Linked DNA regions of Homo sapiens: regions 1, 2, 3 and 5 are each linked to region 4. Evidence: chromatin contacts called from ENCODE Hi-C or POLR2A ChIA-PET data. All regions are on one chromosome and are shown on one strand. Each heading gives the region's core, a stretch centred on a gene start or an enhancer-like site at or near the end of the contact. The rest is flanking DNA. Distances are from core to core; before and after follow the strand shown. Region 1 holds the start of RAB8A (RAB8A, member RAS oncogene family). Region 2 overlaps EPS15L1 (epidermal growth factor receptor pathway substrate 15 like 1). Region 3 holds the start of EPS15L1 (epidermal growth factor receptor pathway substrate 15 like 1). Region 4 holds the start of HAUS8 (HAUS augmin like complex subunit 8). Region 5 holds the start of SLC5A5 (solute carrier family 5 member 5).

Evidence for each region. Hi-C counts contacts between places; a loop is a spot of excess contacts on that map. ChIA-PET counts read pairs that join two places held with the same protein, here RNA polymerase II (POLR2A). Pooled maps may share reads with other maps.
Region 1: a map of naive thymus-derived CD4-positive, alpha-beta T cell shows a loop between it and region 4 (10-fold over the local background). The contact joins the promoter of RAB8A here to the promoter of HAUS8 in region 4. A Hi-C loop is called at or near these places in 1 of 168 maps with a recorded cell type or tissue (naive thymus-derived CD4-positive, alpha-beta T cell) and 9 of 50 pooled maps.
Region 2: a loop to region 4 is called in a map of OCI-LY7, with 4 times the contacts of the local background. The contact joins the enhancer-like site here to the promoter of HAUS8 in region 4. A Hi-C loop is called at or near these places in 1 of 168 maps with a recorded cell type or tissue (OCI-LY7), 1 of 37 single-sample maps with no recorded cell type and 4 of 50 pooled maps. POLR2A ChIA-PET finds 5 or more read pairs at or near these places in 1 of 52 experiments (AG04450).
Region 3: a map of naive thymus-derived CD4-positive, alpha-beta T cell shows a loop between it and region 4 (17-fold over the local background). The contact joins the promoter of EPS15L1 here to the promoter of HAUS8 in region 4. A Hi-C loop is called at or near these places in 1 of 168 maps with a recorded cell type or tissue (naive thymus-derived CD4-positive, alpha-beta T cell) and 8 of 50 pooled maps. POLR2A ChIA-PET finds 5 or more read pairs at or near these places in 1 of 52 experiments (activated naive CD4-positive, alpha-beta T cell).
Region 5: a loop to region 4 is called in a map of naive thymus-derived CD4-positive, alpha-beta T cell, with 5 times the contacts of the local background. The contact joins the promoter of SLC5A5 here to the promoter of HAUS8 in region 4. A Hi-C loop is called at or near these places in 1 of 168 maps with a recorded cell type or tissue (naive thymus-derived CD4-positive, alpha-beta T cell) and 1 of 50 pooled maps. POLR2A ChIA-PET finds 5 or more read pairs at or near these places in 1 of 52 experiments (HEK293).

What each region holds. Positions count from the first base shown.
Region 1 is chr19:16,108,098-16,113,239 of GRCh38, forward strand. RAB8A (RAB8A, member RAS oncogene family) reads left to right here and starts at 3,792. Exons shown (of 8, transcript NM_005370.5): 1 at 3,792-3,928. The coding sequence starts at 3,805. RefSeq lists a silencer at 3,175-3,834.
Region 2 is chr19:16,444,010-16,448,978 of GRCh38, forward strand. The region is part of intron 1 of EPS15L1 (epidermal growth factor receptor pathway substrate 15 like 1); the gene reads right to left. Among named protein-coding and RNA genes, the nearest start is that of EPS15L1, 25 kb to the right of the region's middle. RefSeq lists enhancers at 476-655, 758-1,957, 1,692-1,771, 1,882-1,941. Within about 2 kb of position 1,447, at least 10 of the 41 ENCODE cell types and tissues checked have a DNase peak (open chromatin) inside an H3K27ac peak, as active enhancers do; they include OCI-LY7, where a contact is called at or near this core.
Region 3 is chr19:16,469,072-16,473,680 of GRCh38, forward strand. It overlaps EPS15L1 (epidermal growth factor receptor pathway substrate 15 like 1), which reads right to left and starts at 2,899. Exons shown (of 24, transcript NM_001258374.3): 1 at 2,842-2,899. The coding sequence starts at 2,874. RefSeq lists enhancers at 2,077-2,988, 2,221-2,370 and silencers at 2,451-2,670, 2,731-3,130.
Region 4 is chr19:17,074,089-17,078,855 of GRCh38, forward strand. It overlaps HAUS8 (HAUS augmin like complex subunit 8), which reads right to left and starts at 1,364. Exons shown (of 11, transcript NM_033417.2): 1 at 1,306-1,364. The coding sequence starts at 1,334. MYO9B (myosin IXB) reads left to right here and starts at 1,689. Exons shown (of 40, transcript NM_004145.4): 1 at 1,689-1,786. RefSeq lists an enhancer at 1,107-1,306 and silencers at 1,487-1,836, 1,831-2,125.
Region 5 is chr19:17,869,538-17,874,052 of GRCh38, forward strand. SLC5A5 (solute carrier family 5 member 5) reads left to right here and starts at 2,408. Exons shown (of 15, transcript NM_000453.3): 1 at 2,408-3,139. The coding sequence starts at 2,783. RefSeq lists enhancers at 1-530, 4,178-4,515.

The sequences.
Region 1 (5,142 bases), core at 2,542-5,041, 960 kb before region 4:
AAATCCCATCTCTACTAAAAATACAAAAATTAGCCAGATGTGGTGGTGGGCCCCTGTAATCCCAGCTACTTAGGAGGCTGAGACAGGAGAATCACTGGAACCCGGGAGGCAGAGGTTGCAGTGAGCTGAGATCGTGCCACTGCACTCCGGCCTAGGCAACAAAGAGTGAAACTCCATCTCAAAAAAAAAAATAATAATGGTATAGGGCCAGGCATGGTGGCTCATACCTGTGATCCCAGCTTTTTGGGAGGTGGAGGCTGGAGGATCTCTTGAGCCCAGGAGTTTGAGACCAGCCTGGGCAACATAGGGAGACCCCATTTCTACAAAAAATAAAAAAATTAGCCTGCCATAGTAGCGTGCAGATGTAGTCCCAGCTACTTGGGAGGCTGAGGTGGGAGGATGGCTTGAGCCCAGGAATTCCAGACCAGCCTGGGTAACATAGCAAGACCCCATCTCTACAAAAAATAAAAATTAGCCATGCGTGGTGGTGCATGCCAGTAGTTCCAGCTACTCTGGAGGCTGAGGTGGGAGAATCACTGGAGCCTGGGAGGCGGAGGTTGCAGTGAGTGAAATCACACCATTGCTCTCCAGCCTGGGCCACAGAACAAGACCCTGTCTCAAAAATAAGTAAATAAATGAGGATAATACCAAGAAAAAAGAATATTCAGAGGTGATCAAGACTATCAAATACCACAGAGGCTGAGGCCTGTAGGTGGTCAATGCCTCTGGTTGAAGCTTTTTTAACCAGAGCTAGATTAGCAGAAGAATGAGCTGAAGTGGAAGGGAGGAGGAAAGGCTGGGCCCTCCTTCCACAGATCCTTAAGTAAGCCTCAAGGCCCCGGAGGCCCCAGAGTGACCTAGAACAGACTGGACCATCTCTAAGAAGCAGGGAGCCCTAGTGATCAAACTGCGGCCTGGGAAGCTTGGCACTCTGAGTTCAGATACCAAATTCCCACTTTTAAGCAGGAAGGGGGAAAAGTCACTTAACCTCCTCTGGCTTCAGTTTTCTCACCATTAAACAGGAAAAAAACAATAACATCGTTTTGCTGGGCTGGTACTGGGATTAAAATTTTAAGAGTCAGGGGCCGGGTGCAGGGGCTCACGCCTGTAATCCCAGTACTTTGGGAGGTGGAGGCAGGCGGATCACGAGGTCAGGAGTTCGAGACCAGCCTGGCCAACACAGTGAAACCCCATCTCTACTAAAAATACAAAAAAATACACCACACCAGGCGTGGTGGTGGGTGCCTGGAATCCAAGCTACTTGGGAGGCTGAGGCAGGAGAATCGCCTGAACCCGGGAGGCAGAGGTTGCAGTGAGCCAAGATCGCGCCATTGCACTCCAGCCCTGGTGACCGTGAGAGACTCCATCTCAGAAAAAAAAAAAAGTCAGGGTCTTGCTCCGTCGCCCAGGCTGGAGTGCAATGGTGCGATCACAGCTCACTGCTGCCTTGACCTCCTGGGCTCAAGGGATCCTCCCACCTTAGCCTCCTGAGTAGCTGGGACTACAAGCATACACCACCATACCTGGCTAATTTTTTAAAAAAATTTTTTGTTTTTTGAGATGGAGCCTTGCTCTGTCACCCAGGCTGGAATGCAGTGACACAATCTCGGCTCACTGCAACCTCCGCCTCCCAGATTCAAGCAATTCTGGTGCCTCAGCCGCCTGAGTAGCTGGGACTACAGGCGCACATGACCACACCTGCCTAGTTTCTGTATTTTTAGCAGAGATGGTGTTTTACCATGTTGGCCAGGCTGGTCTGGAACTCCTGACCTCAGGTGATCCACCTGCCTTGGCCTCCCAAAGTGCTGGGATTACAGGTGTGAACCACCTCGCCTGGCCAAAAAACTTTTTTTTTTTTGCAGAGATGGAGGTCTTGCTATGTTGCCCAGGCTGGTCTCCACCTCCTGGCCTCCAATGAACCTCCACCTCAGCCTCCCAAAGTGCTGGGATTACAAGCGTGCACCATGACGCCCAGCTAATTTTATTTGTTGTAGAGATGGGGATCTCCCTATCTTGTCCGGGCTGGTCTTGACCTCCTAAGCTCAAGCAATCCTCCTGCCTCCCAAAGTGCTGACTCCCAAAGTGCTGGGATTACAGGCCTGAGCCACCACACCCAGCTGCAAGCCCGATTTTCCAAATGTATCTCTCCTCTGTTTTTCTCTTTCTTTTTTTTTTTTTTTTTTTTTTTGAGACGTAGTCTCATTCTGTCGCCCAGACTGGAGTGCAGTGGCGCGATCTCGGTTCACTGCAGGCTCCGCCTCCCGGGTTCACACCATTCTCCTGCCTCAGCCTCCCGAGTAGCTGGGACTACAGGCGCCCGCCACTACTCCCGGGTAATTTTTTGTGTTTTTAGTAGAGACGGGGTTTCACCGCGTTAGCCAGGATGGTCTCGATCTCCTGACCTCCTGATCCGCCCGCCTCGGCCTCCCAAAGTGCGGGATTACAGGCCTGAGCCACCGCGCCCAGCCTTTTTTTCTTTTGATAGGGTCTTGCTCTGTCGCCCAGGCCGAATTGCAGTGGGGCGATCACGGCTTACTGCACCCTCAACCTCCTGGCTTCCCAAAGCACTGGGATCACAGACGGGAGCCAACGCCCCGGCCAGTTTTTTCAACGTTGAGAGCCCTGGCCCCTAGATAGGACCCAGCATCCTCACTGCTCTAACCCCTCCCCCCCCACCATCCCCGGGCTGGCCCGGACAACCCCTAAGGTGGCCGAGGGCGGGCCCTGAGGAGGCCGGCGCGCGCTTCCGGGCACAGCTTGTGGCGGTGAAGCCGCTCAGATGGCGGAGGCCTTGGGTATCTCTAAGCAGATCGCTAGGCCGCAGACCTCGGAGCTCGTCTTGGGTCACTTTTATTTATTTTTTTTGAGACGGAGTCTCTCTCTGTCGCCCACGCTGCAGTGCAATGGCGCGATCTCGGCTCACTGCAAGCTCCGCCTCCCAGATTCAAGCAATTCTCTGCCTCAGCCTCCCGAGTGGCTGGGATTACAGGCGCCCGCCACCACGCCCGGCTAATTTTTGTATTTTTAGTAGAAACGGGGTTTCACCATCTTGGCCAGGCTGGTCTTGAACTCCTGACCTCGTGATCCACGCGCCTCGGCTTCCCAAAGTGTGGGAATTAAAGGCGTGAACCACCGCGTCCGGCTTGGGTCACTTTTCGAGTATACAGCTCCTCCTCTCTCCTTCCTCCCTAGGCCCCCACTGCCCCGACTCGCAGGCCGCAGACAAGGCTGAGAGCGCTACCTTGCTTTCCCGCGCTCGCCTCGGTGCCTACTGCGCCTGCGCGAGCTGTGAGGGCGGGACCCAGAGACACCCGCCCCAACTACTGGCGTGCGCCCTCTGCTGTCGCCTAACGGAACTCCGGGCGCGCGTGCGCACGCACCCCAAGCCACGCCCCGCCAGGCTGCCGGCGCGCGAGCGGTTGGCGCCGCTCCCTGCCTTCCCTCTCCTACAGTGGGGCGGGGCCGGGCCGCCCGAGTCGGGGGTGGAAGGCGGGGGCCACATAATGCCACGCCCCCGCCTCGTCCCCATTTGAAGCCCCGCGACTCTTCACTGCTGGTCAATCAGAGCCCGTGCTCTCCCTAGTGCCGGCCAATGGGAGGTGCGCTCGGGCTGCTTCCGGCTCCGCGCTCCGCTCGCCCCCTCCCAAGGTCTCCCCGCGACTGGCGGGACGCAGGGGCGGGCGTCGGCCGCGGTGACGCGCAGCGGGCCTGGAGCCAATAAGGGGCGGGCTCGGTGCTGATGGACGGTGCTGGTGGCCAGTGGAGAGGCGCTGGCCGCACTTCCCGTCGGGGAGAGAGTGTAATATGGCGAAGACCTACGATTACCTGTTCAAGCTGCTGCTGATCGGGGACTCGGGGGTGGGGAAGACCTGTGTCCTGTTCCGCTTCTCCGAGGACGCCTTCAACTCCACTTTTATCTCCACCATAGGTAACGGGACCGGGGAATGGCTGGGGGCGCCGGAGGCCCGGGCTGGGCGCGCCCCTGAGGGGCTGGGGCTGAGGGATCTACAGGGCTGGACGGGCCGAGGGCGCTGAGAGGGTCGAGGGGGCCTAAAGGGAGAAGAGCAGTCGCCTGCACCGCCGTTCGGGGGTTCCTGGGCCGTGGTGGGGGAGACCAGGTGCCCATTTTGCAGATAGGGAGACTGAGGCTCCGACCCTCAGCCCGCTCGTTAGGGCGTGTTATGTCTTGGGCTGGGGTCTTCGCGCCCGTCCTCTCGATCTGTCCTAGCAGCAGCCCTCGAAGCGGTTCTTTTGAGGCTCTTGCCTTACAGAAGTGGAAACTGAGTCATGGGGAATTGGCCATGGGAAAAAGACAGTGGCATCTCACCTTAATGAGCATTTACTATGTGCCAAGTGCTTCACGTGCATTTTCACACTCTTCAGTTCTTGGTGTTAAGTGCTGTTATGAGCCCGTCTGACAAGATGAGGAATCTGAGGCTCAGGGAGGGCATGGAACTTGCCCAAGGCCACACAGTCTGCACGTGGTGAGAATGGGATTTGATGGAATTTGAACCTGGCTGTGTCTCAACCCAAAACTCGAGGCTTAGCTCTCCTAGAGAGATGCCACTGCACACTCCCAGCTGATGACAAGCTCAGCTAATGCACCTTGGAGCCGGGACTCTAACCCACACCATTCCTGCTCTTTTCTCTGGAGCGTTCAGAGGTTGAGCCCCTCTCCCTGACCATGCTTCCCCTCATAAGCGTATTTTCCTCTAGAAGGAATGATAAGAAGAGTCAGGACCTTTTCCCTGCCCACCTTTCATCCTGCTCCAGGAATGACAGCAATGGCAAGTGACAGCACTGCCTGCCCTGGGACCTGTCATCCCCAAGAAGATGCAAGATAAAAGCCTCAGCGAGAAACTAAATCAGCCACTGCCACAGACAGCCTTGACTTCCCTATCAAAGGGCCCAAGACTCCAGCTGTCACTTTAGAACAGCTTTTCCTGTAGGGCCAGCCCACATTGTGGTTGAACAGAATTGGCTTGGTGCATCTCAGTTGTGATGTCCACAGAAGTGGAGCTGACCTCTCTCAGTGCCACAAAAGCAGTCCTGGCCCACAATGAAAAGGTTTGACCCAGGAGTAACACCTATTTGAGTGGCTTGTGAGCTCTGTAGCCCTGCTAGGGATGGGGAAAGTGGGGG
Region 2 (4,969 bases), core at 197-2,696, 630 kb before region 4:
GCCGAGATCGCGCCACTGCACTCCAGCCCAGGCGACGGTGCGAGACTCCGTCTCAAAAAAAAAAAAAAAAAAAAGAAGTGAAAGTACAGAGAAAACTACCATGACAAAATGAAAATAGAAGGAAAATAGCATAAAGATCTGAAAGGGGAGAGGGAAAAAGTCAAAAAAAAAAAAAAGAGGAAAAGAAAGGGGGAAACACTGAAAAGGCAGAAAAAACTAGAATAACATGAAAAAGCAAGAAAAGCCAGAGATTTAGGAGCCATCATTTTAAAACAGACAAAGACATCATGGAAAAGACATAGGAGGTAAGTGTGTATAGCAACAGCAGCCCCAAGATGGCTGCCCCCCTCGTGCTTGGAGGCAGTGACACCATTCCTGGGTGAGGGGTACAGGAAGGAGTGGCTATCACCCTTAGCATCTTACAACCTCGTTAGATGACAGTGTCCAGCCATCACACCTGTGTCAACTTCTGGGCTCAAACTCCAGCTTATTTCCAAAATATGTCTCCCCAGAGGAAGAAGACCCACAGAAAGGAGGCCAAGGCAGGCAGGCTGTTTGTCATCTGTCAGTAAAGGTGACAGTGGTCAGGTCTAGGCAGCAAACAGCACATCGCCTGCCATGGGTTCACAGACTCCAGAGGCCCTCACTTCAGATGACAAAGGTGCCCTTCCTGCCAATGATCAGAGAGGTCTGGATCTGAAGCACATTTCCAGACAAGTTTTTTTTTTTTTTTTTGAGACAGGGTCTTGTTCTGTCACCCAAGCTGGAGAGCAGTGGCGCAATCTCAGCTCATTGCAATCTCTGACTCCTGGATTCAAGCCATTCTCCTACCTCAGCCTCCCGAGTAGCTGGGACTACAGGTGCGTGCCACCATGCCCACTTAATTTCTGTATTTTCAGTAGAAGCGAGGTTTCACCATATTGGCCAGGCTGGTCCTGACCTCAGGTGATCCGCCTGCTTTGGCCTCCCAAAGTGCTGGGATTACAGGCATGAGCCACCACGCCCAGCCCCAGGCGAGTTTTTTAACAATCTCATGGGAAGCAAGGGAAAGAGGTTTCCAAGCTACTGTGATTCCAGTGGAAAAAAAAGAGTTTCAGTCTTTGAGGCATGCAGGGTTATTAAATATCTGCTCTACTTCCCAGGCGCTAATGAGCAACAAGATCCGCAACCAAGAGAAACAAGGCCTGGACTAATCCAGAAGAGTCGCTGAAGGACACAGCCCAGAGCTCCAACCTCTGCCCATCCATGCTAAAGGCTCATCCGGCTCGAACACTTGATGACCACCGGATGTCACTCTCAAAAGACCTACAGCTGAGGGAAAGCCCAGGGAGTATGGCTCAACCATTGCTCATCACCACGGGAGTCCATCTGGGTAACCTGGAACAATGACAGTGGTCAGAGGTTTTGATCTAATTACACATATGTCAGGTTTTGCATATGCAAAAGCAGAAGGGGGAAGAAAGAAGGTACAGCACCAGGCCCCAACTGCCACTTCCTCTTATGCCAGGCTTCTTCCCAGGAACAATGGACTCACACCTGCACGCTGCCCTGATATGTCATTGCGACAGAACTGAAGACACATGTTGCTAATGACATAAATCCCCAGCCCCAGGCAGTCTGTCACTGGCCCCTGTGCAGAGACCTCTTGGCCCCCAAAAGGAAGATTCACAGCTACTGGGAAAGAGCCCTCTGTATGCTGAGAGCAGCCTCTGGAGCTGCCCACCCATGTCTGACCCCAAAGTGAGCCTGGGGCCAAGCCCGAGGCAACAGCAGAGAGGGGACGCACCAGGGGATGAGGCCTGCACCGTAAGAGGCTGCAGGTGGCACCAGGATGGCCGTAGGAATGGAAGGAAGTGCAGCAGAGCTGACCCGATGTGTTCTCCTGACCCAGCCCACTGTGCTGAGAAGACGCCATCTTCGCCTCTGCAGTGTGTGAATTGTTGATGAGGTTCAGTGTAGCTTTCAGCTCGGTCTTTCAGTTGCTCTTCCTAACTCAAAATGCTAAGAGACAACATGCAAAGTTCCTGTGGCCTCCTCACTTATCCTCCAGCCCAGAAACAATTTACAAGTGGGATGACAGAGAGAGGGGCACAAGGAGAAGGACAAGTTCACATCCTTCTGCTCTGAAGGCTTTAAAACACCGCAATTCACACAAGCGCCTGTAACTGTAACCCAGGACAACAGCAGTTGAGATGGAGAAACCCAGCAGAACCACCTCGGAGGAGAAACTGTCTCAGGATTGTGTTCTAACGACTCCTAAGCAGGGTTCACCCAACTCTGATCCCCGCACGTGGCCGAGGGCAGGACGCCTCCTACATCTTCATGCCTGGCTGCCTCCTGCCCAAACTCTCACTCTCACTCTGCTAGCAAAGTACGCGCTCTTGTGCAAAACAAACCAATGATCATCAGCCTTGGTTCAAAATGACTTTTGGAAAGCAATCCATTTTCACTGTAAAATGTTCAGAGAAGTACCTATAATCCCTTGTTTCCTATCCAGTACCTCTCATCCTCCCGACAACGCTAAAGGGCAGGTAATATTACTAGTCCAGTTGACAGGTGGGGAAACTGAGTTTGCCCTACTCAGGACCACAACAGCCAATGAGCAACAGTCAGTGAAGCACCCAGGATAGGTGGTCCTGGAGTCAGACCCTCACCTACTGTGCACCCTGTAATGACAGCCCAGGTGTCACAGGGCTGTGCACCGGACCACAGGACAGCCTCATGCATATGCTGGCCTGGGAAAATGCACGTCCGTGATGACGTGCTGGAGCATTTTATTAAACAGAAGAGGTCAAAAGGCAACACTCAATTTGAGCATATAAATGGACTTGAAAGCCAGTGTTTTCGATGACCTGCCATTTCCCCAGGAAAGCTGAGACCCCATAATGGCTATGTTTTTCAATGCCACTGCCAAGTTTTGCAGGAAGTTAGGCATATAACACTGAAACACATCTCAGTCTGAGTTCCTACTTAGAAAAACATATGGATGCAAAAACATAGCCCGGAGTAGAGCTTGCTTGATAATCCTTCCATTTCTGCCTTCCCCTTAGAGGCCCCCACAGGCCTTGCACAACCATCACCCAATGTGAGCCCAGCCCTCCCAGCAGGCCGGCCCACATTCTGCGGGTGAGATAACCTGGCTCAGTCATGTGGCAAGCACGGGGCAGAACTGGGACTTGACTCAAAACATTCAAAAGGCATCAGGGAAACGCTGGGGTATGTCTAACCTTCCTGGACTGGATGGGCAGCTCTCTCCAACTGCTCCATCAGAGGTTTCTACAGCAGAGCTAAGGTAAATGTTACCAAGAGAAGGAGAAGACTTGGCAAGTGAAAAGAGAGCTTTTCCAAATCACAAGGAAAAAGACATCTCAATTAAAAATGAGCAAAGAGAGAGGCAATTCAGAAAGAAGAGATGCAGCAAAGTTAGAAAGAAAATGTTCCATCTCACTAGTAATTTAAGTATTACAGGGCCAGGCACTCTGGCTCACACCTGTAATCCCAGCACTTAGGGAGGCCAAGGTGGGTGAATCACCTGAGGTCAGGAGTTCAAGACCAGCCTGGCCAACATGATGAAACCCCATCACTACTAAAAATACAAAAATTAGCCAGGCATGGTGGCAGGTGCCTGTAATCCCAGTTACTCAGGAGGCTGAGGCAGGAGAATCACTTGAACCTGGGAGGCGGAGGCTGCAGTGAGCCGAGATCATACCACTGCACTCCAGCCTGAGCGACAGAGCAAGACTTCATCTTCGGAAAAAAAAAAAAAGGCAGAGAAGCTAAAACAATTCTGAAAAAGAATAATAAAGTGGAAAGAGTCAGTCTACCTGATTTCAAGACTGACTCTATAGCTAGAGTAGTTAAGACAGTGGAGTATTGGCAGGGGGCGGGCACAGACAGTAATGCACAGAACAGAATGTAGAATCTGAGAAACAGACACACACAGATCTGCCCAGTGGATTTCTTGACAAAGGTGCAAAAGTATTTCAGGAGGAAGGAAAGCCTTTCCACAAAGGGCACTGGAGCAATCGGCATCCATAGGAAAAACATGGGCCTCGAACTAAAAGTCTTATGCCTCGTACAAAATGTAACTCAAAGTGGATCATGAATTCAAATGTAAAACATAATCCTCAGGATCTAGGGCAAAGCAAAGAGTTCTTAGACTTGACACCAAAAGCCCGATTCACAAAAGGAAAGATTGGCAGACAAACTTTATGTTTGCACTGTGAAAGAGCCATGTAAGGCCTGGCGTGGTGGTTCATGCCTGTAATCCCAGCACTTTGGGAGGCCGAGGCAGGAGGATCACCAGAGTTTGGGAGTTCAAGACCAGTCTGACCTACATGGAGAAACCCCATCTCTACTAAAAATGTAAAATTAGCCAGGCATGGTGGCGCATGCCTGTAATCCCAGCTACTCGGGAGGCTGAGGCAGGAGAATCGCTTGAACCCGGGAGATGGAGGTTGAGGTGAGCCGAGATCACACCATTGCACCATTGCACTCCAGCCTGGGCAATAAGAGCAAAATTCCGTATTAAAAAAAAAGGGGGGGGGAGAAAGGCCGGGCGCGGTGGCTCACACCTGTAATCCCAGCACATTGGGAGGCCAAGGTAGGCGGATCACCTGGGGTCAGGAGTTCAAGACCAGCCTGGCTAACATGGCTAAAAATACAAAAAAATTAGCTGGGTGTAGTGGTGTGCACCTGTAATCCCAGCTACCCAGGAGGCTAAGCCAGGAGAACTGCTTGAACCCAGCGGGCAGAGGCTGCAGTGAGCCGAGATTGTGCCACTGCACTCTAGCCTGGGTGACAGAGCAAGACTCCGTCTCAAAAAAAAAAGCCAGATAAAAAGGTGAAAAGGCAAGCTACAGACTAGAAAGAAAGGTTTGCAAAGCACATATCCAACAAATGACTACTATCTAAAATATATACTAGAGAGCTCTCAAATTCAACAGCATAAAAAAGAAAACAATCAAAT
Region 3 (4,609 bases), core at 1,649-4,148, 600 kb before region 4:
GGGCAAGTAGGAAGTAGAATGGCCCAGACCACTTTGGGGCATGGCAAGGAAATGGCCCATTCCAGAGTCCAGCAGGCTGGCAGAGGTGCAGGAGAGAGACACCTTCTGGACTCTAGAAGGCAGGTTTGAAGTCCTCTGCACAGAAGCTCCAGGGGAGGGAGCGCACAGAGAGATAAGATGCAGGTAGGGAGGCTGAAATTAGGGGACAAGAAGGAGAGACTGAAAGGAGAGAGGATGAAGAGTGAAGACCGACGGGCTCCAGTGTTGCGGAGTTCGAGGAGGATCGGCTGCAGCCACAGGGCACCGGGGTTAAGGACGGAGGGGCCACCGGTAACCTCGGGGAGTACAAGGAGGAAAGAGATCTGGATGCATTTCCACGGAAGGCTTTTTGGAAAGCAGAAGAGAGCTGAGCAGGGGGACAGGGAGACACACAAATCACTGAGATGCTGTTGGGAAAAAAAAATCACTCCTAAAGAGGCAGAGGTGCAGACCTTTCGAATTTACGTTGATATTCAGGGTCAGAAAAGAGTATATAAGGAAGGAGATTCTGAGATGATGTCATGGAGTACAGAACAGACTGAAAAAGATGCTGATGGGAAAAGTGCAGACAGGAGTGGGGGTGGAGAAAACACACCCCTCCTCCCCTAGGCTAGCCCGCTGGGTTATCCACTTTGCTCACCTTCACCTGGCCATCTGCTTGCCAAGTGTGCTCTGTCACCTAAATCCAACCAGATCACAGCCACCTGCTGCAGGGTGCTTCCCTTTTGCCCCCAACCAAAAATTTTGGAATTATACCCTTGGTTCCCCCAGAGTTATCTGTGAACCCAAGTGATCTCCTGAGCTAGACAGTAAGGGCCTGGGAGGGCCATGCCTCACACCTGGGCCAACAGTAACCCATGGTGTAGATTTTCACTCGAGAGCAAGTGTAAAGAAGTGCTGACATTTCCAAACGAAGAAAACCAGGCCACGCCTTCATTCAACAAATGTATAGGGAAAGGAACAGGAAGAGGCTAAGAAGTCAGTGACCTGGCCAGGCGCAGTGGCTAACGCCTGTAATCCCAGCACTTTGGGAGGCCAAGGCGGGTGGATCACTCGAGTTCAGGAGTTTGACACGAGCCTCGCCAAAATGGTGAAACCCCGTCTCCACTAAAAAAAAAATACAAAAATTAGCCGGGTGTGGTAGCACGTGCCTGTAGTCCCAGCTACTCAGGAGGCTGAGGCAGGAGAATCACTTGAACTCGGGAGGCGGAGGTTACAGTGAGCTGAGATCATGCCACTGCACTCCACCCTGGGTGACAGAGCAATACTCCATCTCAAAAAAAAAAAAATTGGACAGGAAGTTTTAGAAAGATCCACGCCTCCCAAACTGGGAGTGCTTAGTGCTTTCTCATGAAATGATCTTAGGTGATTTTCCCCCGACTCCCGCCTTCCCCGCCCCCCACCCCCTGACTACATACTCTAAACTGTAGCACTTAGCTATTAACACCTATTATCGGTAGGACACTTAACAGTTTACAGAGCACTTTCATGTCAGTAACAAGAACTTGCTAATTAATAATCACCGGGTTTTAGCACTGTTAACTTAGTGACAGTGTTGCAAATTGGCTAGCTGTGCACTTCTCTCTCCTTGGATCAGCTAACCAGTCATGCAAGCATGCAACCGGCCTATCAACTCTCTTTGGGTTTGGAATTCTTAATTGCTGCGGTCTCTACTCCCAAACGTCCAAATCTGGCAGAGATTAAATGATGACAGTAATTATAGGATCACTGAGTGCCTCTCATATGCTAGGCACTGTTCTAAGCGCTTTTTCACGTGCTTAATTTTCACATAATCCCAACACATTTTTATATCTCCATTTTCCAAAGGAAGCAACTGATGGGTGGAATGGCTAAGAGCTTCAACCAAAGGCACAGAGAAATCGGGGCTGGAGCCAAGATTTGAACACATGATCTGACCCTGTGTCCTCACTCTTAATCACCATGCTGTGCTAGATCATTCTAGCAAAATGCTTATATGGTGCTTTGCACAACACAGGTATTCAGCAAATAAAGGCAGCTGTGATTAGCATAACACAGGTAGTTTCTAGTTCCCACGAGTGTCACCTCCAGGAAAGCAGCGACCTTGTCTGTCTGGAAGAATGCAGCGCTCCCAGCACCTGACCCAACGCACATTTGAGGGATGGATAGAAAATGAATGAATGAAAGTCTCTCCCAAATAACAGAGCTGCCTACGCATGGCTCTTTTTCGCATGTCTGTGTCGCGCTATCGATACTGCCCCTTCATAAGCGCATCAGGCGAATTTGAGGACACAGAGAGGCGCCCGGAGACGTACGATCTGCGCCCGGTGCAGGGGTGGCGGAAGCAGCTTCCAAGGAGGCAGGGGATCAGTCTGAGATCGCACTGCTGCTGACGGGTCCGGGCTCCGGCGGGACCCTGCCCGCCCGGGCGCCGGGACCGGAGGGAGACAAAGACTCGCTGGGCCGCCGCGCCGACAGAAACGCTCGCACCCCTCGCCCACCCCTCCGGGATGCAGCCCAGCGCCTCCGCGGGTCCCCGGCCTGGGAGCTTCAGCGGCGGCAGGGTCCGGGCCCTGGGCGGAGAGGACACGCGCTGCGCACCTCCTCGCCTCGCCGGTGCCCGCGAGGGTCGCTCGGGCACGGGAGGCCGCGGGTCCCGGCCTGTCACCTTCAGGGCCGCCTGCCCACCCGCCCGCCGCAAGCCCTTCAGCACGCGCCGCCCCCGCCGCCGCCTGGCTGAGTCTCCCAGCGCCTCAGCCTCGCCGCACCGCTCGCCTCGCGCCCCGCACCCCGGCGCCGCCCCCAGGCCCGCCCGGCCCGTACCTGCTGGGAGAGGGGGATGAGCGGCGCCGCCATCTTCCCGCGGACTCGGGCTCCGAGCGCCGGGGGAACGGGGGCGGGGCTGCAGCCACGCGTGCGCACTGGGACGACGGGAGGGCGGTGCGCAGGCCGCCTGTCCCGGGAGAGGGCGGGGCCGTAGACAGGGCCACGCATGTGCAGTCAGGCCGGGAGGGGCGGGGGCAGGGGCGGGGCCGCCCACACGCAGCCTGGAGGGGCTGGGCCTGAGGCATCTGCGTCTTCCGTGCTCTCTTGCCCGTTCCCCTACTCCTCCTTCCAACGTTGTTCGGACTCTCATGCCGCTGGCCGCTGTCCGAGTCGACCATGCTGTGTCATCCCTCCAGCCCATGCCGAGGCCTGGTTCTCTGTTAGGGATGCCGTCCCCCTGCCAGTGCGCCTGGGGAGGCGGTCGCCCACCCCGCGGAGGGTCGGGACCCTCACCCTGCCCCGCAAAGCGCCCTGTTCCTAGGATCGCAGTGTGTGTGTGTGTGTGTGTGTGTGTGTGTGCGCGCTAATTTGGGGGACCCGCACCCTGCCCCCCTCACCCTGCCCCGCAAGGCGTCCTCCTGGCTGTGGTGGCGGGCACCTGAAATCCAAGCTACTCAGGAGACTGAGGCAGGAGAATTGCTTGAGCCCAGGAAGCAGAGGTTTCAGTGAGCCAAGATCACACCATTGCAATCCAGCCTGGGCAACAGAAGCGAAACTCTGTCTCAAAAATAAATAAATAAATAAGACAAGAACCCACTTGTTGCCAGGTACAGTGGCTTACACCTGTAATCCCAGCACTTTGGGAGGCCGAGGTGGGAGGGTCATGAGGTCAGGAGTTGGAGACCAGCCTGGCCAGTATGGTGAAACATCAATATGGTGAAACCCCATCTCTACTAAAAAAAATACAAAAATTAGCAGGTGTGGTGGTGCATGCCTGTAGTCCCAGCTACTCAGGAGGCTGAGGCCAGAGAATCACTTGAACCCGGGAGGTGGAGGTTGCGGTGAGCCAAGATTGCACCACTGCACTCCAGCCTGGGTGACAGAGTGAGACTCTGTCTCAAAACAAAGTCAAAAACAAAAAGAACCCACTTGTAACTGTTGCTAATCAAAGCATACATTCAGGGCAACTTGAATCTGTGTCTCCTGGACTGCGGTCCTCAACCTTGGCCCAAACTCTCTACTTATATTAACTTTGCCTCAGCTTCTTTTGTTACATCAATAGAGTAATGAAGGTTTTTAACAGTCTTGAGTGCTTTATCAGTACGTATTCCATAAGGAAAAGAGAAGTCCTTCTAGGTACTTCAAACAGAGGATATTGAATACAGGGGATTGAGCCAGGCTCTGTGGCTCACACTTGTAATCCCAGCAATCCAGTTGAGACAGGTAGATTGATACCAGCCTGGCCAACATGGAGAAACCCCATCTTTACTAAAAATACAAAAATTAACCCAGTGCAGTGGCAGGTGCCTGTAATCCCAGCTACTCAGGAGGCTGAGGCAGGAGAATTGCTTGAACCTGGGAGGGGAAGGTTGCAATAAGCTGAGAACTCACCATTGCACTCCAACCTAGGTGACAGAGCGAGACTCTGTCTAAAAAATAAATAAATAAAAATAAATGAATACATAAACGACTACAGGGGACTGAGTATAAAAGTGTTGGAAGTACTGGAAGAACAAAAGAGGAAGGTAAGTTTACCTAAAGATTCATAACTATATGAGGCTGCTAGCCTCTCTAGAGCTGAAAGATTAAAGCAGGGGAGGTGGCT
Region 4 (4,767 bases), core at 114-2,613:
CTGACTCATCAGCTGTGGGGGTGCAGGAGAGGGAGAATCTGGGATGACTAGGGGTTTCAGGGTTTCAGCCTGAGCTGGTGAGAAAAGAAGGGATCCAAGAACAGACACCAGCAACACAGGAGGGGCAAGTGGATGGGCAAGTGGAGGGGCAGGGCCAAGGCCAGGGCACTGTAACTCCTGCTCCCATCACCAAAGGCGGCTCCACTGGTCCCTGCGGCCACCTCCTCTGAAGCAGGCTCCCAGGACCCCAAAGTGAGACCCAGACAATGTTGGGGACACTTCCAGGCCACCGTGGGGAGAGGCAACTTAGCAAATGTTCGCCAGGTGCCAGCAGCTGCGCTCGCCCGTAGGCTCCTCCTAACCCGACAGCTTCCTAACTGTTCACACCTGCTTTTTCGTCGCTGCAAAACAAAGACGCACAGGTTTTACATAGGTCACCCCCGGGGCAGTCTCACAGCCAGAAAGAGACAAGAGCACAGACTCCCTCTGGGGACTGTGCTAGGGCTGTGGCCTCAAACCGAATGGGCTCCTGGGTGAACCTGCTGCGACCTGAGGGGGGTCCCTACAACCTGTGCGAGCCTCAGCTACTGCACCTGTACCTGGGAGGTGCTACTGTCAATCTATCGGTTACGGCAAGGGGCGGTGGAGTGATTCCTCTTGCTGGCCAATTTCACTTCAGTTTGCACCTGGCACAATCAACACTGGCAGAATTAACAAAACTAGACAAATATAGCCTCATGATCATTCATGCCTAGCTCTCGGTCAGTATTCAACTTCTTTCTTGTTCATGGTGTGTTACCCTAGGCAAGTCACTTCCCCTCCCTGGGTCTCCATCATCTCCTCAGTAAACTGGGAGCACAGAATAAAGCGCGTGGGAGGATTAAAGGGGACACTTTGGTCGCCCAACACTTGTTCACTGCATAACGATAATTCCAAGAGCGACATCACAGTAAAGACCCAGGCGCCGATCTAAGCGCGTTTCAGCCTCACGCGACGCCTACGAGGTTGAGCTGCGTCATCGGCCCCATTTCGTAGCGGAGGAAAGCGAGGCACTGGGCGGTCAGGCCGCTTGCCGGAGGTCGCCCAGCGTCCCAGCCGAGGACGCGGAACTCAGGGCCGGTCGGGTGTCAGCGCTCCGGAGCATGCGCAGAGGCAGCACGCCATCGGGGTCTTCAGGGGCCCGCGCAGTTCCTGGCGGGGTCGAACCCGAACTCACCCCGAGGGTCCTAACTCCCCACCTCCGCTGCCCATCCTCTCCAGCCCTATGGCGTCTACAAATCCAGACCTGCGGAAGCCCCAACTCACCCAGCGCCTCGCCCCGAGGAATCCGCCATTTTCCCGCCTTCCACCTCAAGGCCCGACCCGCCGGCTTTTCAAAGCCGGACCCGCCCCCTTGCTTGCGGGTCGGACCATTTGTGGAGACGCAGGAGGGGTGGCTGCGAGGCGTGAGGCAGCGCCGGCTAAGTGTGGAGAGCGCGGCCCCAGACGCGCGCTTCGCCTGTCCTCCCCTCGCACTTGGTCTCGCCCACCATCGGCGGTAGTGGGTAGGGGCGGTGGGTGGGACCTGATCTGTCGGACAGTAGGGGCGGGGCTTTTCGCGATGCCCCGCCCCTAGGAGCGCTGGCGTCACGCCCCCGTCCCCGCCTCTCCGGAACCCGGAAGCGGGAGCGCGCGGGGGAGCGGCGGGCGCGGCGGGGCGGAGCGGCTCGAGCAGCGGCGGGCTGGCAGGCGGTCGTCCGGCCGGGGACCCGGCCCGGGACCGGCGGCGCGCGGCGGCCGAGGCCAGGTGAGTACCAGGCAGCCTCGGGTTGGCGACTCGAGCTCGAAGCCTGCCTTTGGGGGCTGCGCAGAAGAGGGACGGAGCTGAGGGCTGATGGGGGACGCGACGGCAGGGGTCGAGGGGGCGGGAACGAGCCTGGGGGTCTTGGAGAGATTGCTGGGGATGAGGTGGAAGCGAGACGGTGAAGGAGAAAGTGGATGGGGATGGAGCTGGTGAGGGAGTTCGAGGGCGTGGGGGGGGTGAGTCTTGTGGCTTTGAGCAGCTTCTCTGAAGAGGACGTGGCTTAAGTGGTAATTGGGGGGTCGCAGGAAACGGCGTTGTGGGGAGGCACGGAGGCGGGAACGAGAGGCCCAGGCTGGGGGAGTGGGCAAGGCCAGGGGCGGGACAGCCGGGGTGCGGTTGAGGGGAAGGGGTGCGAGACCGATCTGGGGACGTCTGCCCGCGCGATTGAAGGAAGGGTGTCTGAGAAGAGGGCGGCGCCTGGCCCCCAGTGGGCGCTCAGTAAATGCGGGGGGTTCTGAACTAACTGATGCGGCAGCCGGCTATTGGGAAGCGGGGAAATGGGAGCTGGAAGGGAAGTAAACGGAGTAGAAGTCACGGTAAGAACTGAGGGTAGGCTTAGGGAGGGAGGGCCCGGAGAGGAGGGAAGAGAAGGAAGGGGTTAGAGTGGCCCCGTGCAGATAGATGTTGAGATGCAGCCCCTGGAGATTCCGTCCCCCCACCCTCCCCTCTTGATTCGTGTCCCTCCTGACTTCACACTTAACAGCTGGGTGACCTGGGACGAGTCCCAACACCCTCTGTGCCAGTGTCCTCGTCTTGGAAACTTCACCACCCTCCCCTTAAGACAGGACTAGCAGGATTCTGGGATTCCCTGGATCCAAGGAAGGGACCTCAGGGCCGGTTGTGGGGCCGGAACTGTGTTTCAGGAGGGAGTGTGCATGCACCCTCATGTACAGGACTGTCGCCACCTCCGCAGAGCTGCATCCTTGGACTTAAATGGGTAAAACGACATACAGGAAATCTGTCCCCCGGTTGCTCTGAGCTCAGCCCTGGAGAGGCACGACAGCCACGAGCCCTCCTTTCTTTCCTGGGCACCCTGGAGGCCAGGGGTCTTTAAGGGATGGCTTCTCTGCCTCTTTGTCTGAGGTGGGAGCCCGTGGGGACACTTTCCAGCCAGAGAGTCCCAACTCGGTTTGTTTTTTGATGTTGGAGTCTTCAGAATCTTAAGGTGTCCAGGAGCAGCCGGAGGTGACCTGGGCTACAGGAAAGTTATTCACATCTGACAGGCCTGGCTCTTGTGGCCCTGGCAGGGACTTTGTGCAGGGTGCTTTTGATTGGCATTCATTTCTCCCCTTTCCCAACTGTAGGGATCTTTATCTGGGATCTGCCAGAAGGGCTGGGGAACCCCAGCTTATGTTTAGTTTATAGCTCATTCAGGAGATGAACCCGGATAGCTGGAATATAAAGAGGGCCACAGAAAGATAAGCACCCCCTTCACTTCCAGAATATCCTGGCCTTTAGGAAAGGTGGCTTTGGCCTGGCTTGCCCCAGGACATGCAGTGACAGCCCACAGTCATGCCTCCTGCAAACATTGAACTGTAGGCTTGCACTGGCCTACAGAACAGGACCGGGATCTTCTGATCCCGCAGCCCTGCAATCGCCTCTTCCCTGCCGCTAGAGAATGGCCAAGCAGGGTCTTGTGGGGGGAGCACTGTGTTGGAGATCCTGGCTTTGGTCAAGTCTCTGTGCCTGTTTCTGACCTCTCACCTGCAAAATGAATGAATTGACCTCCATCAGCGTTTTTCAACCTTGAAACCCAACTCTTCTCATCACCGTCTTGTCTCCAGTCCATGTCCCCCAGCTCCCGGCCTTGAACTCCTCACAGCACCCCCACTCTCCATTCCTGGCTGCGATGATCCTACTTTTATTCCGTTTTCCATTCGACAGTTTGTATCCAAAAATGATTTTTTTTCAACCGCTTCTTCATCGTCCAAATAGAAAATTGCGGTGTTGAAGGTGCTTTTGCACATTGCACCTATTCCCAAAGCTTTGGAAACTGCAAATTTCTGGAAATCCCGAGGCAGTACCGTCCCTCGGGTCCAGTCTGGTGACTCAGTGGAGCAGGTAGAGACGTGGGAATCTCCCCTTTCTGTTTGGCTGTAGGATTCGTTATTCTCTCCCCACATGGACTTGTTAACTTGCTGCTTCCCATTCCTCATCTCTTCCAAATGGTGTGTCTTGGGTGGGCCTAGATTTCAGTTAGGCAAGGGTTGATTGTGCCAGACACTTGGTAGATTCCTGGGGACAGAGGTGAATCCTTATGACCCAGAGGACGGACACGCTAATGCCCGCCCCCGACAACTTTGCACTTCCTCTTCAGAAAGAATGGAGTTCAAGCTGGGCCGCGGTGGCTCAGGCCTGTAATCCCTTTGGGAGGCCAAGGTGGGTGGATCACAAGGTCAGGAGTTCAAGACCAGCCTGACCAATATGGAGAAACCCTGTCTCCACTAAAAATACAAAAATTAGCCCGGCGTGGTGATGTGCGCCTGTAGTCCCAGCTACTCTGGAGGCTGAGACAGGAGAATTGCTTGAACCCAGGAGGCGGAGTTTGCAGCCAGCCAAGATTGCGCCATTGCACTCCAGTCTGGGTGACAGAGCAAGATGCCCTCAAAAATAATAATAATTAAAAAAAAGAATGGAATTCAGATCAGGTCATCAGTACGGTGACAGAGGGGCCACAAGATATTATGGGGGGAGAATTAGGGACAACCAATGCAAGCTTTAGGACAAGGGGGATTCCAGCAAGTTTCCTCGGAAGTAGTGGCTGGCCCCAGGTCAAACCTGGAAAGATACCACGTGTTAAACCACTCCGGGTGGAAGGGATTGCACAAGCAGATACCTTTGAAGCCCGGCCTGTACAGGGCATCCCAGCTCTCTCATTCTGCCAACCGGCAGTGCGAGGGTCCTTGTTCTTATCTTCCTGATAC
Region 5 (4,515 bases), core at 1,158-3,657, 800 kb after region 4:
CTCGGATCTCCCATTGATTGATTGATTGATTGATTGAGACAGTCTCGCTCTGTCGCCAGGCTGGAGTGCAGTGGCACGATCTCGGCTCACTGCAACCTCCGCCTCCCGGGTTCAAGCGATTCTCCTGCCTCAGTCTCCCGAGTAGCTGGGACTACAGGCGCGTGCCATCACGCCCGGCTAATTTTTGTATTTTTAGTAGAGACGGGGTTTCACCACGTTGGCCTGGATGGTCTCGATTTCCTGACCTCGTGATCCGCCCGCGTCGGCCCCCCAAAGTGCTAGGATTACAGGCGTGAGCCACCGCGCCCAGCCTTGATTTTTATTTATTTATTTGTTTATTTATTTATTTTTTGAGACGGAATCTCTCTCTGTCGCCCAGGCTGGAGTGAAGTGGCGCGATCTCGGCTCACTGCAACCTCCACCTCCCGGGCTCAAGCGATTCTCCCGCCTCAGCCTCCCAAGTAGCTGGGATTACAGGCGGCCGCCACCACGCCCGGCTAATTCTTGTATTTTTAGTAGAGACGGGGTTTCACCATGTTGGCCAGACTGGTCTTGAACGGATCTCAAGAGACCCGTCCGCCTCGGCCCCCCAAAGTGCTGGGATTACAGGAGTGAGACACCGCACCCGGCCGGATCTCCCCTTTTCCAACGGGGTTTCCAGGAGGATGCCTGACCAGGGTGGAAGGAGAAAGAACTAGGTGCCTAACCCACTCTCCTGGCGAGGGCAGGAGGTACGCTCCAGCCGGCAACAGGTGCCCGCGTAGCCGCCGCAGTGTCACAGCCCCGGGGGAGGGACAGGTCCACCCTGCACAGCAGAGAGGGAGCAAGAGGACTGTCCGGGGGTTACGTGGGGACGCGTTGAGAAACGCTGGACCCAGCTGGAGCGGCCAGGGCAGAGGGTAGGCCAGAGGAGGCCACCAGGGAGCAGCAGAGGCTGGCGAGAAGCGCTCAAAAGCCCTTTTTTTTTTTTTTTTTTTTTTTTTGGAGACGGGGTCTTGCTGTGCTGCCCAGGCTGGAGTGCTGTGCAGTTCTCGACCACAGCTCATTGCAGCCTCGAACTTCCACGCTCAAGCGATCCTCCCACTTCAGCCTCCTGAGTAGCTGGGATTACAGGCATGTGCCACCACGCCTCGCTAATATTTGTATTTTTCATACAGACAAGATCTCACTATGTTGCTCAGGGTAGTCTCGAATTCTGGGACTCAAATGATCCTCCCACTTCAGCCTCCCAAAGTGCTGGGATTACAGGCATAAGCCATCATGCCCGGCCTCTGACGCTGTTTCTTTCAACCCCCAGGATTTCAGATTCCACCAGCTTATGGAGAAGGGAACCAAGTTTGAGATGCGTGATTGCCCAGAAAGTTGGAGGCTGAGCTGAGACTTGAACCCAGAGACCAGAACCTCCAGAGGTCAAAGTCCTCCTGGGTCCCCCAGAGAAGGGCCCTGAGATGACAGCTCGTTGGTCCTCATGGAAGCGTGACCCCCCCAGTAGACTTTCTCCCACACCCAACCTTGGTTTCCTCATCTATATGATAGGGACAAGCCAGACTCTACCTCCCTGGTGGTCATGGTCTCCGCTTATTCGGGTTCATAACCTTAAAGGCCCCTCGCACCACCTCAGTGAGCCATTTATGCCTGGCACAGGGCCAACTCTCAGTGCATATCTGCAAAGGAACCAATGAATGAATGAATGAAGTGACAAATGAATAAAGGAATAAATGAATGAGGCACTTATCATGTACCAGGCTTTCGTTACCACGTCCCATTTATTCCTCTGAGGCAGGGTCTATTTTATCCTTGTTACAGATGGGGAAACTAAGGCCCAGGGAGGAGCAAAGTCTTCCCCAAGTATGTACCCACTCAGAACTTGAGCTCTGAATGTCTCCCACCCAGCTTAGCCCAAGAGCGGGGTTCAGTGATGCCCACCCCCTAAGGCTCTAGAGAAAGGGGGTAGGCCCACATGCCAGTTTGGGGGTGGTAAAGCCAGGTAAGTTTTCTTTATGGGTCCCCTGAAACCCTGAAAGTGAACCCCAGTCCTGCATGAAAGTGAGCTCCCCATAGCTCAAGGTATTCAAGCACAATACGGCTTTGAGTGCTGAAGCAGGCTGTGCAGGCTTGGATAGTGACATGCCCTCTCTGAGCCTCAATTTCCCCACCTGTCAACAGCAGACAGTGACAGCTGTGATCAGGGGATCACAGTGCATGGGGATGGGTGGGTGCATGGGGATGGAGGGGCATTTGGGAGCCCTCCCCGATACCACCCCCTGCAGCCACCCAGATAGCCTGTCCTGGCCTGTCTGTCCCAGTCCAGGGCTGAAAGGGTGCGGGTCCTGCCCGCCCCTAGGTCTGGAGGCGGAGTCGCGGTGACCCGGGAGCCCAATAAATCTGCAACCCACAATCACGAGCTGCTCCCGTAAGCCCCAAGGCGACCTCCAGCTGTCAGCGCTGAGCACAGCGCCCAGGGAGAGGGACAGACAGCCGGCTGCATGGGACAGCGGAACCCAGAGTGAGAGGGGAGGTGGCAGGACAGACAGACAGCAGGGGCGGACGCAGAGACAGACAGCGGGGACAGGGAGGCCGACACGGACATCGACAGCCCATAGATTCCTAACCCAGGGAGCCCCGGCCCCTCTCGCCGCTTCCCACCCCAGACGGAGCGGGGACAGGCTGCCGAGCATCCTCCCACCCGCCCTCCCCGTCCTGCCTCCTCGGCCCCTGCCAGCTTCCCCCGCTTGAGCACGCAGGGCGTCCGAGGACGCGCTGGGCCTCCGCACCCGCCCTCATGGAGGCCGTGGAGACCGGGGAACGGCCCACCTTCGGAGCCTGGGACTACGGGGTCTTTGCCCTCATGCTCCTGGTGTCCACTGGCATCGGGCTGTGGGTCGGGCTGGCTCGGGGCGGGCAGCGCAGCGCTGAGGACTTCTTCACCGGGGGCCGGCGCCTGGCGGCCCTGCCCGTGGGCCTGTCGCTGTCTGCCAGCTTCATGTCGGCCGTGCAGGTGCTGGGCGTGCCGTCGGAGGCCTATCGCTATGGCCTCAAGTTCCTCTGGATGTGCCTGGGCCAGCTTCTGAACTCGGTCCTCACCGCCCTGCTCTTCATGCCCGTCTTCTACCGCCTGGGCCTCACCAGCACCTACGAGGTACCGGACAGAGGCCCGGGGGTAGGACCTGCCCCACTGGCAGTGCTGGGACCCCGTGTGGGGGAGGCGCTGGGGCTTTGGGCCGCTGTACAGGAGGACGCGGATGGCACCTCGGTGCTTTAACGGAAGGGGCCCCTAGGCAGACACGTGGGGAGGGTTCTAGGAAGAGGCCCCAGGCGCCCGGCGAGGGGCAGGAAGGAGGAAGAGAGAGCCTGGCGTCCTGCTCCTTCGGTGGAAGCGCGCGCGGGGCGGGGCCCGGCTCGACCAGGTGTGTCCTCACGGGTGGACACACACCTGCCCCCCACCTGCCCGGGCGTGCAGACCCACGTGTGCGCGCTAGAGGGGACTGCTGACGGCTCCGGGGTTCGAAACCTGGCTTCACTGCTTTCTTGTATCTTGGGCAAGGGGCGTGCCTCTCTGTTTGGGTTTCCCAGCTGTCCAATGGGCGAATTACAGGACCTCCCTCCAGGGGAGAGGGTAAAGCGATTAAAATCGTGACCGGGGCCCGGTGCGGTGGCTCACGCCTGTAATCCCAGCACTTTGGGAGGCCAAAGCATGCAGATCACCTGAGGTCAGGAGTTCAAGACCAGCCTGGCCAACATGGCGAAACCCCGTCTCTACTAAAAATACAAAAATTAGCCGGATGTGGTGGTGGGCACCTGTAATCCCAGCTACTTGGGAGGCTAAGACAGGAGAATTGCTTGAACCCGGGAGGTTGCAGTGAGCCGATATCGCGTCACTGCACTCCAGCCTGGGCGACAGAGCGAGACTCTTGTCTCAAAGGAAAAAAAAATATTGTGGCAGGGCGCAGTGGCTCACGCCTGTAATCCCAGCACTTTGGGAGGCCGAGGTGGGTGGATCACGAGGTCAGGAGTTCAAGACCAGCCTGGCTAACATGGTGAAACCCCGTCTTTACTAAAAATACAAAAATTAGCCGGGCATGGTCGCGCGCGCCTGTAATCCCAGCTACTCAGGAGGCTGAGGCAGAAGAATTGCTTGAACCTGGGAGGCGGAGGTTGCAGTGAGCCGAGATCGTGCCAGTGCACCCTAGCCTGGGCGACAGAGCGAGACTCCGTCCCCCCTCCCCCCCAAAAAAATCGTGACAGGTATATCCTAGGCGGCCAACACCATTGGCCCGGGGCACTGTCTACACTGTGCGCTTGCGGGCCACGTCGGTGTCTGCTGAGCGGTGGCTGCTCCAGGAGCCCGCGCCCGTCAGGCGCAAGTGGGAGGGCGCGTGCACACGCATGGACCAGTCCTCCAGGTCCACGGGGTACGCACAGGCACGGGATGGCACCTGTGCACGGGTGTGTGCGTGCGGCGGGGCCCCCACGTGCAAGAATCTGGCGGGCGCGGTTGGCTTCCGGAGGGAGGGG